Linked DNA regions of Homo sapiens: region 1 is linked to region 2. A link is a loop called in an ENCODE intact Hi-C map of the cell type or tissue named here. Cell type or tissue: endothelial cell of umbilical vein. All regions are shown on one strand. Each heading gives the region's core, and the rest is flanking DNA. Links, peaks and the distances in the headings are about the cores only.

Region 1 (6,170 bases), core at 798-5,797, 300 kb before region 2:
TACCTGTAATACTAGCACTCTGGGAGGCTGAGGTGGGAGGACTGCTTGAGGCTAGGAGTTCAAGACCAGCCTGGCCATAGTGAGACCCCTGCTCTACTAAAAAAAAATTAAATGATCTAAATCTGCTATCATGGAGAGAGGGTGGTGACTGGAGGGAAAGACACTGGATTTTCATCACATATCTGCCATTAAATGGTGTAACGCCTTGAGTTACTAATCTCATGGTTCCATCTATAAAATTACCAATTGACCCATCTCTAAGATTCCTCAAACTGAATTCACTATTACTCAATAAACAACTTACTCGGATAGTTCCCTCGTGCCTCTAGCAGTCATTTTTGCAATTTTTACAACAGGCATCTTATACACAGCACAATCTTCCCTCCCCTTTTTCTCTACCTTCCTAACTTCTAGCCTTCTGCCAGTGCTGCTCTCATTTCAGTTACTGCTACAGCCTCTCCCGGGCTGGAAGGGTGTGTCTCATCATTAACCAGTGCCTAAAGGATTTACTGCTTCATCAACAGACCGAAGCAAATATTTGTAAACTCAAAAGCTAAACAGAGTTTAATCTGAGCTGTCTCTGGGATTAATGAAGTAGAAGATGGATGGAACCTCTTTATTCTAGGTAGAAGGGCGAGATTTCAAAGGTTATTGATTGAGAAAACAGTAGCTAAGTGCTACCTGGAAAGGGTTGTCCAAACATGAGTTGGTGTAGGAGTCAAGGGGAAAACAGAGGTGATCTCAATACGGTTTGTGAAAGGCACATATATATATGTATGTATATATGTATATGTGTATATATATATATTTTTGTAAAGTTTCAGGCAACACTCAGATTTATTAGAGTATTCTGAATATTCTTTAGAAGACACAAACTGTTATGTAGCTTCCTCTAAAGCCAAAGCTCACACCAGTGGTTTTGAGGTAATAGGGCTGGGTGTGTGTTCCAGCACTGCCGTTTACCAGCTGTGGGGACTTGGGAAGGTTGTGTAACCTCTCGAAGTCTGTTTCCTCCCCTGTAAAATGGGAATGAAAACAGGACTTCTTCAGAAGTTGGGAGAATTAAAAGAGAACGCTTAGAAGATGCTTGGAAGAGAGGTGAGAATATATTAAGTGTTACATGAATACCAGTTACTCTTTCTATTAAAAAGTGAGGCTGGGGTGGTGTCTCACACCTATAATCCCAGCACTTTTGGGAGGCTGAAATGGGAGGACTGCTTGAGGCCAAGAGTTTGAGACCATCTTGGGCAACATAGCCAGACCTTGTCTCTACAAAAATTAAAAAAAAAAATTAGTAAGGCGTGGTAGTGCATGCCTGTGGTCTCAGCTACGCTGGAGGCTGAGATGGGAGAATTCCTTCAGCAGAGGGTGTTGAGGCTACTGTGAGCTGTGATTGCGCCACTGCACTCCAGCCTGGGCAACAAAGCAAGACCCCGTCTGAAACCCTCCCCCGCCACTATTCCTAGCCTTTACTAGGAGTCTGCACCCCAATTCAGAGAGCTTCAAAATGTAGATGAGAAAGTCCATTTCGTGGACAAGCAAGGAAACGTAGAATGCTTGCAGATGTACCACCCACCGTGGCCACATCAATTCAGGAAGCTCAGGAGGAGAAGGGTAAGGAAATGAGTTTTTAGAGAACTCCTAAACAGGAGCTTCCTACCTGCTGCACTTCATTGAATCCTCACAGAGACATCATTCCCATTTTCTTTCTTTCTTTTTTTTTTTTTTTTTTTTTGAGACAGAGTCTCGCTTTGTCACCAAAGCTGGAGTGCAGTGGCCTGATCTTGGCTCACTGCAACCTCCACCTCCCGGGTTCAAGTGATTCTCCTGCCTCAGCCTCCTGAATAGCTGGGACCACAGGCACACGCCACCACGCCCGGCTAATTTTTATATTTTTAGTAGAGATGGGGTTAGTAGAGATATAGTATGTTGGTCAGGTTGGTCTTGAACTCCTGACCCTGTGATCCACCTGCCTCGGCCTCCCAAAGTGCTGGGATTACAGGCGTGAGCCACTGCGCCTGGCCTCCCATTTTCATAGAAAAGGTCACAGAGTCATAAGGAGGCTGAACTGGGAGTCTAACTCTGCTATTCTGTCTTCTGCCTCTTGCATAAAAACTCAACACGGGTAGGAGCTTTCTGTCTTGATCTCAGCTGGGCTGCCCTGGTAAACCTGTGTAGAAAGCAGTCACATCGACTCCCAAGTGGGGGCTCTTTGCGTGATAGTGCAAGCATCAAAACCTAAGAGAAGGAAGCAGGGCAGGGGCTCTTTGGATCACCCAGGCTGGAGTGCAGTGGCGTGATCTCAGCTCACTGCAACCTCCGCCTCCTGGGTTCAAGTGATTCTCCTGCCTCAGCCTCCCATGTAGCTGGGATTACAGCGCGCCACAACGCCCGACTAATAGAAGCCTCTGGAGCCCCTTCCACGTGCACGGTGGTGTGGGAGAGACACGAACAGCAGACATGCATCCAGTGCTCAGACCTGCCTGCCGGGAGGCAGAAGAGAGCAGGCCACAAGAATAGGCCGGGCCTGGTGGCTTTCACCTCTAATGCCAGCACTTTGGGAGGCCCTGGCGGGAGGATTGCTTAATGCCAGGAGTTTGAGACTATCCTGGGCAACACAGCGAGACCCTATCTGTAAAAAAAAAAAAACAAAAAATAAAAAAATTAGTTGGATGTGGTGGTAAACGCCTGTAGTCCCAGCTGCCCAAAAGGCTGAGGCAGGAAGATCCCTTGAATCCGGGAGTTTGAGAGTACACTGAGCTATGCTCACACCACTGCGCTCCAGCCTGGGTAACAGAGTGAGACCCTGTCTCTAAACAGACAAAAAAAAGAATGAGACAGGTAGTAGTTGCCGTAGAAGGTGGAAGGTGGAACCCACAGCCGGGAGCTAACTGGGTAATTAACGTGAATTGTAGCTGGTCACATCCAGTTTTTTTTTTTTCTTTTTGAGACGGAGTCTCACTCTGTCGCCCAGGCTGGAGTGCAGTGGTGTGATCTCAGTTCACTGCAACCTCTGCCTCCTGGGTTCAAGTGATTCTCCTGCCTCAGCCTCCCGAGTAGCTGGGATTATAGTGCGCCACCATGCCTGACTAATTTTTCTATTTTTAGTAGAGATGGGGTTTCACCATGTTAGCCAGGCTGGTCTCCAACTGCTGACCTCAAGTGATCTGCCCGCCTTGACTCCCAAAGTGCTGGGATTACAGGCGTGAGCCACTGCACCCAGCTGGGTGACTTTTTTTATTGCCTCTCTGAGAAGGTTAAGCCTGCCTCTGAATTATTGTCAGGAAAACAGTGTCATCAGGTCAGTTCTCCAGCAAAAAATCTTTCCTCCCAGTTATCGGGAGGAAATGATCTACTTGAATGATACTAAAGATAGAATCTGTTGTTTTTGGCGACCTTATGAGCACATTTCAATCCTAATCCAAAGGATTTTCATTGAACTAGTTCACTAATAATCTGGCCAACGAGGAAGACAAAAAGGGCTGACCCTAAAAAGACAATTCCCATCCAAGCAGAGAGAGAGATGGAGTTACTCACGCCAAGTCAGAAAGTCATTTTCGGGGGCATTTGGAAATCTTTGGAGTGAACTTCCCGATGCTATGAACATTGTTTGAGACCCTGGAGACACTGCCTGTGTCACTGTGGGTTTCCCAGCTTCCAGCCGGGGAACTCCAGACTCCAGCCGGGGACAGCTGGGTGTGGAGGAGCGGATGTGGAGGCAACGCCAGCAGCACAAACAGCAGCTCTCCTCCCGGCCGGCAGACACATGGAAGGACAGCCTCTTTCAGCCTCATTCAGCCGCGAGCCAGAAATGCTCCAATTGTTCAGAAGACCCTGGGCGACTCAGCACCGGATATGAGCGCACATTCTGCCAGGAGGACGTTGTCAGGAGCCACGCGTGGCTCATCTGTTTTTGACACAGAGGGGATATTGATGACCAGCCACTGATTTCAGAAGACAGAGAAGGGGTGCTTTCCTCTCTGGAAGGAGGGGAAACTTCAAAGCAAACAATGCTCCAAAGAAGAAAGGAATCGGTTGTTCTAGAACTAAAGAAGGGAAATGACAATCCGTCTCTTTAGACCTTAGAGAAAAAAAAAAAAAAATGAAGAAGGCGGTATATTCCCAGCAGATCAGTAAAAGCTGTAAGGAAAAGTTTTGGCAGACATCCCAGGAATAAATATGAGGAAAAGGTTAGAATTCTTCTTTATGATAAAAAGATATTTATTTCCTTGACAAATCCTCAGTGATGAATTCCTTACATAAAAGATGTCCCAGGAGACCACGGGAAATAATGCCACATTGCAGACTGCAGGATAAACGTGTCATCTCTGGGGACTGTTATAGAGAATTAGATGTGATTTTTAACATGAAAAAATGCATGCTTGGAGAACTTTTCATCAGGCTTAGAAATTTTAGAAATAAAATAGTTCATTTCAGAGAGCATTGAAATTGAAGCTCTTTGAAAACCAAGCACCTTTTGATGGTGGCTGGGAGTCTCTGGAAGAGCTTTGCTTTCTGGCTAGATTCCATGGCTCACTGGCACTCGGTGAAGAGTGCAAATGTAATTTAACAGAGAGAGAGGAGAATGGAAAAAAATAACTGAACATTCATTTTAAAAAATTAGCAGCATCCAGTAAAATACCCAGCTGAAACTATGGTTTGTAAATCCTACAGTTTCCATTTCTTAGGCTGTGAAATGAGGGAGCTGACCTATCTTCTGGGTCCAAGCTTGTTAGGCTATTGCAATACCAACGTTTGCAGGTTAACTGTGAATTTCAGTCATCCTCATTCTGTGCTCCCAGCAAAGGAGCACTGCAACAGAGGGCTGGCCCTAAATGGGAACAGAGAAACGCTCGTGGGAAGTGATAGTTATATCTCTTTTTAGTATTTAAAATTTCATCACAGTCCTACCCAGTCAGGAGGCTGAGGCAGGAGGATCGCTTAAGCCCAGGAGTTTGAGGCTGGAGTGAGCTAGCATTGCACCACTGCACTCAGGGCGACAGAGCGAGACCCTGTCTCAAAAAAAAGTTATCATTGGAAAGTCATTCATTTAGGTTATACATTGTCATTTGGTCCTGGTTCCCTTTAGTGGGCAAATGCTCCTTTATTAGTAACACCTCAGGGGATAAATATAGCTGTGTAAATGACTTTGTCTTTATTTCCCCCAAAATAAGAACAGAAAGGGATAACGACTCTGTCTCCCTCTCAATTTTGACTCAGGCCAGTCCTGCTCAAACATGTCCAGAACCATCCATTCCCCAGAAAGAGATTTCGCAGCTCTCCCTGGGCACACGGTCCAGCATAAACAAACCCTGGCACAATCCGACTTTGGCTGCGCCCTGGGGCAGAGCAGAGGCTATGACCAAAATTAAGGCCCCTGGAATCCTGTCCATTGTTAGACCTAAAAGGAGAGGCCACAGGCCATGGGTAATGGAGGACTTTAAAAGGCCAGGAACAGAGATACAGGGAGGAGAAGGAGGAAGGACAAAAGAGAAGGGATGAAGACAAAACCGAAAAACGTCGTGTGATTTATATCAGCGCAAGGCAGTGAATTCTGAGCTGAACACAGCCGCCATCATGACGCTGACAGAGCCTATCAGCTCCCCTCTCTGTTTGGAGAGATGTCAGATAGCTGGCACTCTCATTGTTACATTAGTTATTAATAAACTCCTTAACAATGGGAGGAAGTGCTAGCATTCAGAGAATGGGAGTGTGTCAACAGCTGAGGACTGAATGTGGACGGATCCCAGGCAATGCCAGGCCCATGTTTAGCACAACCTGTTTTCTCCCAGAACAGAAAGTGTCAGAGCCAGGGTACAATGACAGACTGCAAGTTTTGTTTCATTTCTCGTTTTTTAAACCCAAGATCCATCACCAGATTCTTCGCAATCTTGCTGATCACACTGCAGATGACTCAATGGCCATCTCAGTAATCACACAGCCAAATTCCTACTTGAAAACACAACATATCCCTTAGTTTTACAGAGAATGGGTCGTTTATGGCCCTAGACTTCTAGTCGAGAAGCCAAGATCAGCCTCATCATCTCATTTAAGAAATGCTGCAGTCCCATTTATTCGTTTCAGTGGTTAATACAACAAGCCACACGTCCCTGCAGCACACTGGGTATTTCCTAAGTGGGTTTGTGCTATTTTCCTTAAAAAGCCTGAGA
Region 2 (6,170 bases), core at 675-5,674:
GGCCAAAGCAGGCTGGAGACTGCTCCATCTCCCTGTGACTGCAATTTTCTGTTCTTCCTGTTAGGGCAGGGGGTCAAGCTCCCAGTGGGGATCCAGTGACCTGCAGGTAGAAGCAGGTAGGTGTGCAGGTGAGGAGAAAGTGAGGCCAGGTTACCTGCCGGATTATATGTATTGGGGCTCAGAAAATGTTACTCAAAAATGAAAGCCTTAGAAGCAGCTCTCTCTGACCTTTTCCCATCTCTGATCCTCCCGTCTCTGGCCCCTCATCCTCCCACAGGCGTAGCCATACAAACTAGAATCCCTCTTCCCCAAGGTGGTTTCTGGAAACCAGAACCCTTTTTTCCCAAAGCCAGCCATAAAACCTAAAAATGTCACTTGAAATTTCCCCTTTTACATCTTTCTATGTTAAAGCTAAACACAAAGAAATTCTCAGCTGGGCATAGTGGCTCATGCCTGTAATCCCAGCACTTTGGGAGGCCAAGGCAGGAGGATCACTTGCGCCCAGGAGTTCGAGGCCACCCTGGGCAACATAGGAGGACCCCATCTCTGCAAAAAATAAAAAATTAGCTGGGCACGGTGGCATGCGCCTGTAATTCCAACACTTAGAGAGGCTGAGGTAGGAGAATGACTTGAGCCCAGGAGGTCAAGGCTACAGTAAGCTGTGATTTCACCACTGTACTTCAGCCTGAGAAGGGAAGGGGAGGGGAGGGGAGGGGAGGGGAGGGGAGGGGGGGGAAGGGATCCTCTGACCTACCTTGTTTGACTGTAGGTCATAAGACCCCCATTCCAGAGAGGGTCCTGCCCTATACCCAGAAGGAAGGAACGCTGCTCAGAGAGGCCAAGAAGAATCTAGACAGACAGGCCTTACTGGGTCTTCCCACTCAGTCCATTAGACACATTTTGTCCAGTTGTATTATCTACATGGCTGCCCATACTTCACTGAACCTAAGCATAAAAATAGACAGTTTGCCTGTATCTTTGGGTCTTTATTTTGAAGGCTCCTGTGTCGCATAAAAGTATGATCAAATAAATTTGTATGCCTTTTCCTCTATGAATGTACTGATTTTGTCAGCTAATTTTCAGCGAACTTTCTGAGGGCAAAGGCAAAGATTTCTCCTCGCCCTACAGGTGCATCAGCCAACAAGAAGTCCCTCTATTTGCAGGTCCTCTTTGTCCTGTCAATTTCTTTCTTTTAATTTCTTTTTTCTTTTTTTGAGATGGGGTCTGGCTCTGTCGTGCAGTGGGAAGATCTCGGCTCACTGCAACTTCTGCCTCCTGGTTCAAGTGATTCTGGATTCTCCTGCCTCGGCCTCCCAACTAGCTGGGGCTATAGGCGTGTGCCACTACACCAGGCTAATTTTTGTATTTTTAGTGGAGATGAGGTTTCACCATGTCGGCCAGGCTGGTCGCCAATTTCTGACAGAGGCCAAGTGTCCCATATAAGTGAAATATTTACTTAACCCAAGGCTCAATGTGTTCCTAAATTTGCAAGCAGTCCTCTTCCTCATTTGCAATAAAGCAAAGTTCATCCTCCCCTGAGCCGAGGCAACCGTGAAATTGACAAGCCAGGAGCTGGGAAATGACCGATGCAAAGAAGAGCAATGCCCTTTAACGCTTCAATAGAAAAAAAACGTAATTACATCCTCCTAGGCCATGAAGGCATTGAAAATCTATAAGGACAATGAGCTTAGACTTGATTGTTCGAGTCATCAAAAAAACCCAGAATATATATATATTTTTTTCCAGAAAAATGTTTCTGGGTAGTATAATTTGAGGTAAATTATACTAAAATATAATTCCCTAGAGAAGAAGGAAATTGGTTTGAGGTATTGGTTATTTCCCTCTTGTTGCAGAAACAAAAGTGGTGATTTAGAATTCAGAGACCAGGAGATACCTAGGAGGTGAGAGCCATCTGTTAGATCTGTTAATGTTTCTTAATAAACTGGGGGCCGGGCGCGGTGGCTCATGCCTGTAATCCCAGCTCTTTGGGAGGCCGAGGCAGGCGGATCACCTTAGGTCAGGAGTTCGAGACCAAATTCGCCAATGTGGTGAAACCTCGTCTCTACTAAAAAAAAAAACAAAAATAGCCGGGCATGATGGCGGGCACCTATAATCCCAGCTACTCGGGAGGCTGCGGCAGGAGAATCGCTTGAACCTGGGAGGCAGAGGTTGCAGTGAGCCGAGACTGCGCCACTGTACTCCAGCCTGGGTGGCAGAAGGAGACTCTGTCTCAAAAAAAAAACAACTGGGAACCACGGCTCCTCACTCAGCTGGAACTAGGGGTCTCGGTAGTGAGCCACTGATGAGGGGCAAGTCTGAGGGCCCCTTCCTGAGTCTGACCACGGTGAAGTGGCCTGGGGTGCTTTCTGCAGGGGGCACGCCAGCTCCTTCAGCAAAACCCAGGACAGATTTCAAAGCGTTAAAACCAGAGCAGCCCACATGGCGGGGTTTTATGAAGTCGAACGTGTGTCCAGAGCCCAGGGGTGAAGTTTCCCCTTGTGGCCAGGTGAACAGCCCCTTCCTCATTTCATGTGTGATGGATGGAAGCACCTACCTGTGGGCATCCAACCCCCAACCCTTTCAGTTCCAGATACTGACCTATTTTTATTGTGGTAAAATATACGTAATACAAACTTTACAATTTTAACCATTTTTAAATGTGCCGTTCAGTGGCATTAAGTATATTCACAGCGTTGTGCAGCCATCTCCAGAAGTTTTTCAGATTGCAAAACCGACCTCTGTACCCATTAAACAGTAACTTCCTATTCCTCCCCTCTCCATCTTCTGGTAACTCTGTTTTGCTTTCTGTCCCTGTCGGTTTGACAATTCTTCGTAGCTCGTATAAGAGGAAACATATTATTTGTTTTTTTGTGACTGGCTTATTTCACTCAGCATAAGGTGCTCAGGGTTCATCCGTGGTGTAGCATGTGTCAGAATTCGCTTCCTTTTTAAGGCTGAGTAATGTTCCATTGTATGGAGAGACCACATTCATCCATCAGCGGGCACTTGGGTTGTTTCCACTTTTTGGCTACTGTGACTCACGTTGCTGTGACTAAGAGTGTGTAAATATCTCCCCAAGTCCCTGCTTCCCATTCCTTTGGGGATTTACCCAGGAGTGAGACTGCTGGATCCCATGGCAATCCTGTGTGTAATTTGGGGGAAGCTCTGTGCTGTTAGATACTGATCTTTCCCACCTACTATTTCTGCCACAGGCAGCGCTTGCTCCACTCCTGAAGCAGGCAGGGACGCTGCCCACAGACATGCCTGCTGACATCTAGGAGTGGCTTAGCCTCATGAGCCCTGCTGGTGTGGGCTTCAGGTAACCCTGTGCTCCTTTGACTCCCAAGGTGGCTGGCTCACCCTGACCTTTCCTCCGTCTGCTTGGTTTGCCTTCGCATTCCGGGCTGGAGTGGGAGCTTAGCTCTGAAGTCCGGCTCACGTGTTTGGCCCCTAGGCCCCAGCCTCGCCCTCGGGTGTCCCTCCTCCTGCATACTTGGGGCTGGCTGATCTGCTCACTGGGACCCTGGAGCCTTGGTGGTAAGGTCAGCTGGTCTCTCTACTCAGGACCATGGGACAGGGAAGGAGGCTGGAATGGAGGACGCCTGCTGAGCACCTCCCACTGGCCTTGGGTGGTTTGAGGGGTTGGTGGCTACAGGCTGATTCTGGCTCTAGACTCATTTAAATCTCCTTGAATGTAGGTAGTCTTCAGGGAGTGGGTGTGAGTTCAGGTCAGGCCTAAGAGCCTGGAAAGCCAGGCATATGCTAAGGTTGGGATGCCGGAGAGAGAATAGGATCCTTTTAGATGTGAAGAAGGGCCCTGAGCTGGGAGCAGGGTTAGCAAAAGCCAGCCATGGAACCATGTCGCAGCCCTGGCAGGCACCAGTCTCCACGGGAAAGCAGAGAACAGGTCCAGGCTGAGGGCATAAGCCCACTGGGTTGGCCTGGGTTTGGGAAGAAACAACCACAGCCTAGGGCACAGGAGGGCCCCTGGCCCATCCTAAGCCTTTGACACAAGCTTTAGAGCAGGTTTACACTGCTCACTAGCGTACAGCCGCCCTCTAGAAGTCTGCCAGCCCTGGCGATGCTGATTTAGGAACTGAGCAGGCTGGCAGCTTTTCACACCTGCAGCTGGGAGGGATGAGAAGGTGCAATCTGGCAGGACAGCACCAACTGGCTCCAAACGAAGCCCCTCCCCAGCCCCACTGTCCCGACACTGCAGCCACCCGTGGCTTTGGTCATCTCTTTTGTCTAGAACTGAGAGTTTCTAGGGGCTGCTTGGATTCTGCACAATGACTGCAGGCTCCCTTCCACAGGCGTAGACATTACAGCCACGGCAGCAACCCTCTCCCACCTGGGTCCTCCCTTCCTGTGGTCCCAGGGTGTCAGCCCTGGCTGCCCATGGGGGTCCCCTGGGAAGTTTTAAGAAAGTATGTTTATTGCGGCACTATTCACAATAGCAAAGACTTGGAACCAACCCAAATGTCCAACAATGATAGACTGGATTAAGAAAATGTGGCACATATACACCATGGAATACTATGCAGCCATAAAAAATGATGAGTTCATGTCCTTTGTAGGGACATGGATGAAATTGGAAATCATCATTCTCAGTAAACTATCACAAGGACAAAAAACCAAACGCTAAATGTTCTCACTCATAGATGGGAATTGAACAATGAGAACACATGGACACAGGAAGGGGAACATCACACTCTGGGAACTGTTGTGGGGTGGGGGGAGGGGGGAGGGATAGCATTAGGAGATATACCTAATGCTAAATGACGAGTTAATGGGTGCAGCACACCAGCATGGCACATGTATACATATGTAACTAACCTGCACATTGTGCACATGTACCCTAAAACTTAAAGTATAACAATAATAATAAAAATAAATAAATAAATAAAATAAATATAAGGAAAAAAAAAAAAGAAAAGCTTTTCCCTGCACCCCGCTCCTAGAGATTCTGATTTTATTGGTCTGGGGGAGGGACTCAGTATTGTTATTTTTGAGAAGCATCTCAGGGTTTCTAGGGTACAGCCAAGGAGAAGAACCACTGCTGTAGACCCCTAGATCACCAGGTCTTGGTGGCTTGCAGATGAGTTCTTCAATTCACAATGGAACCTAAGGGTTTCGGTCAGTGGTTCTCATACCTGTATGAGAATCACCTGCAGGGCATGGAAAAACATGTCTGTAGGGCCTGGGAATTTGCATTTCAAACAGGTTACCAGGAGAGGCTGATGTTCTGGCTATGTGACTACACTTTGAGAGCCATAGATCTAGGCCCTCAGATCTCACAGATCTCATAGATCTAGGCTCGTAGCTCAACCTTAGTTCTTGGACTTAGGGTGATTGAGAGAAATAGAAGCAAGCTGTGTCCGTCACTGTACTTAATGTTTACAGCTTCATATTTTCACATGGCTTCGAAAGATCTGCCACTTTACCTCTGAACTATCGTGGGATAGAAACCCCAGCAGAGCAACTGGCCCATGGAAGGAGTTAATAAACGATCCTTCCCCCATATGCAGAATGGAAAATCGACTCTTAAGAAACTTCCACCCAACTTTTTCCCACCCCTCCCATGAAAAAGTTAAATCGTGAAAAGAAATATTTTGTTTAAAGTAACAGGATGTCTCCTTCCACCATGAGGGCCCACTTACAGACTTGAAAAGCCTGAATATTAGTAACATGCATTTATTTCTACATTAAAGTCATTTCTTAATGATGTGATATTTCAGTACTTGAGTTCGCCCAACGTCAGGAACCAAGCAGCCAAGCTGAGACCCTGATCACTCCCTCCTTTGTCTCTGGATGGGAGACTAGAATATTCAGAGGTTACAACCTGCGGCCAACAGAGCATTTTGACTCGTTATAGAAATGAGTGACTCATCCATGGGTCATTTACTCATCCGTCTCTCTTCCCCGACCACGAGGAAACTGCAGGGGACACACTTACTTTTCTTTAACTCGATGCACAAAGAACACAAATGTTGCTGATTCTGAGACCTGACTTCCTGTTATTAAAGAGGACATCGTACAATTTAACAGAACAAGATTTCTAAGCAAAGCAGAAGGTCTAATGATTTCAGAGTTTGCTTCCTACCTACAATTAACTAGGTCACAGCTGTAAAGGAAGAGAAAAAATAAATCACTCCAAACCAGGAGCACTC

Evidence for each region. Peaks named below come from ENCODE experiments on the same cell type or tissue, not always from the same donor. Only the 100,000 strongest peaks of a DNase experiment are listed, where the experiment ranks them.
Region 1: it touches region 2 in a loop (13-fold over the local background); 1 of 110 quality-filtered maps calls a loop at or near these places.

What each region holds. Positions count from the first base shown.
Region 1 is chr10:13,680,784-13,686,953 of GRCh38, forward strand. All of the region lies in intron 15 of FRMD4A (FERM domain containing 4A), which reads right to left. Among named protein-coding and RNA genes, the nearest start is that of PRPF18, 97 kb to the left of the region's middle. RefSeq lists a silencer at 5,924-6,043. In endothelial cell of umbilical vein, for the core only: no CTCF peak of the experiment used is centred there; DNase peaks (open chromatin) are centred at 3,328, 3,808 and 5,688; H3K27ac peaks cover 3,408 bases.
Region 2 is chr10:13,981,771-13,987,940 of GRCh38, forward strand. The region is part of intron 2 of FRMD4A (FERM domain containing 4A); the gene reads right to left. Among named protein-coding and RNA genes, the nearest start is that of FRMD4A-AS2, 6.7 kb to the right of the region's middle. In endothelial cell of umbilical vein, for the core only: no CTCF peak of the experiment used is centred there; a DNase peak (open chromatin) is centred at 3,001; H3K27ac peaks cover 2,688 bases.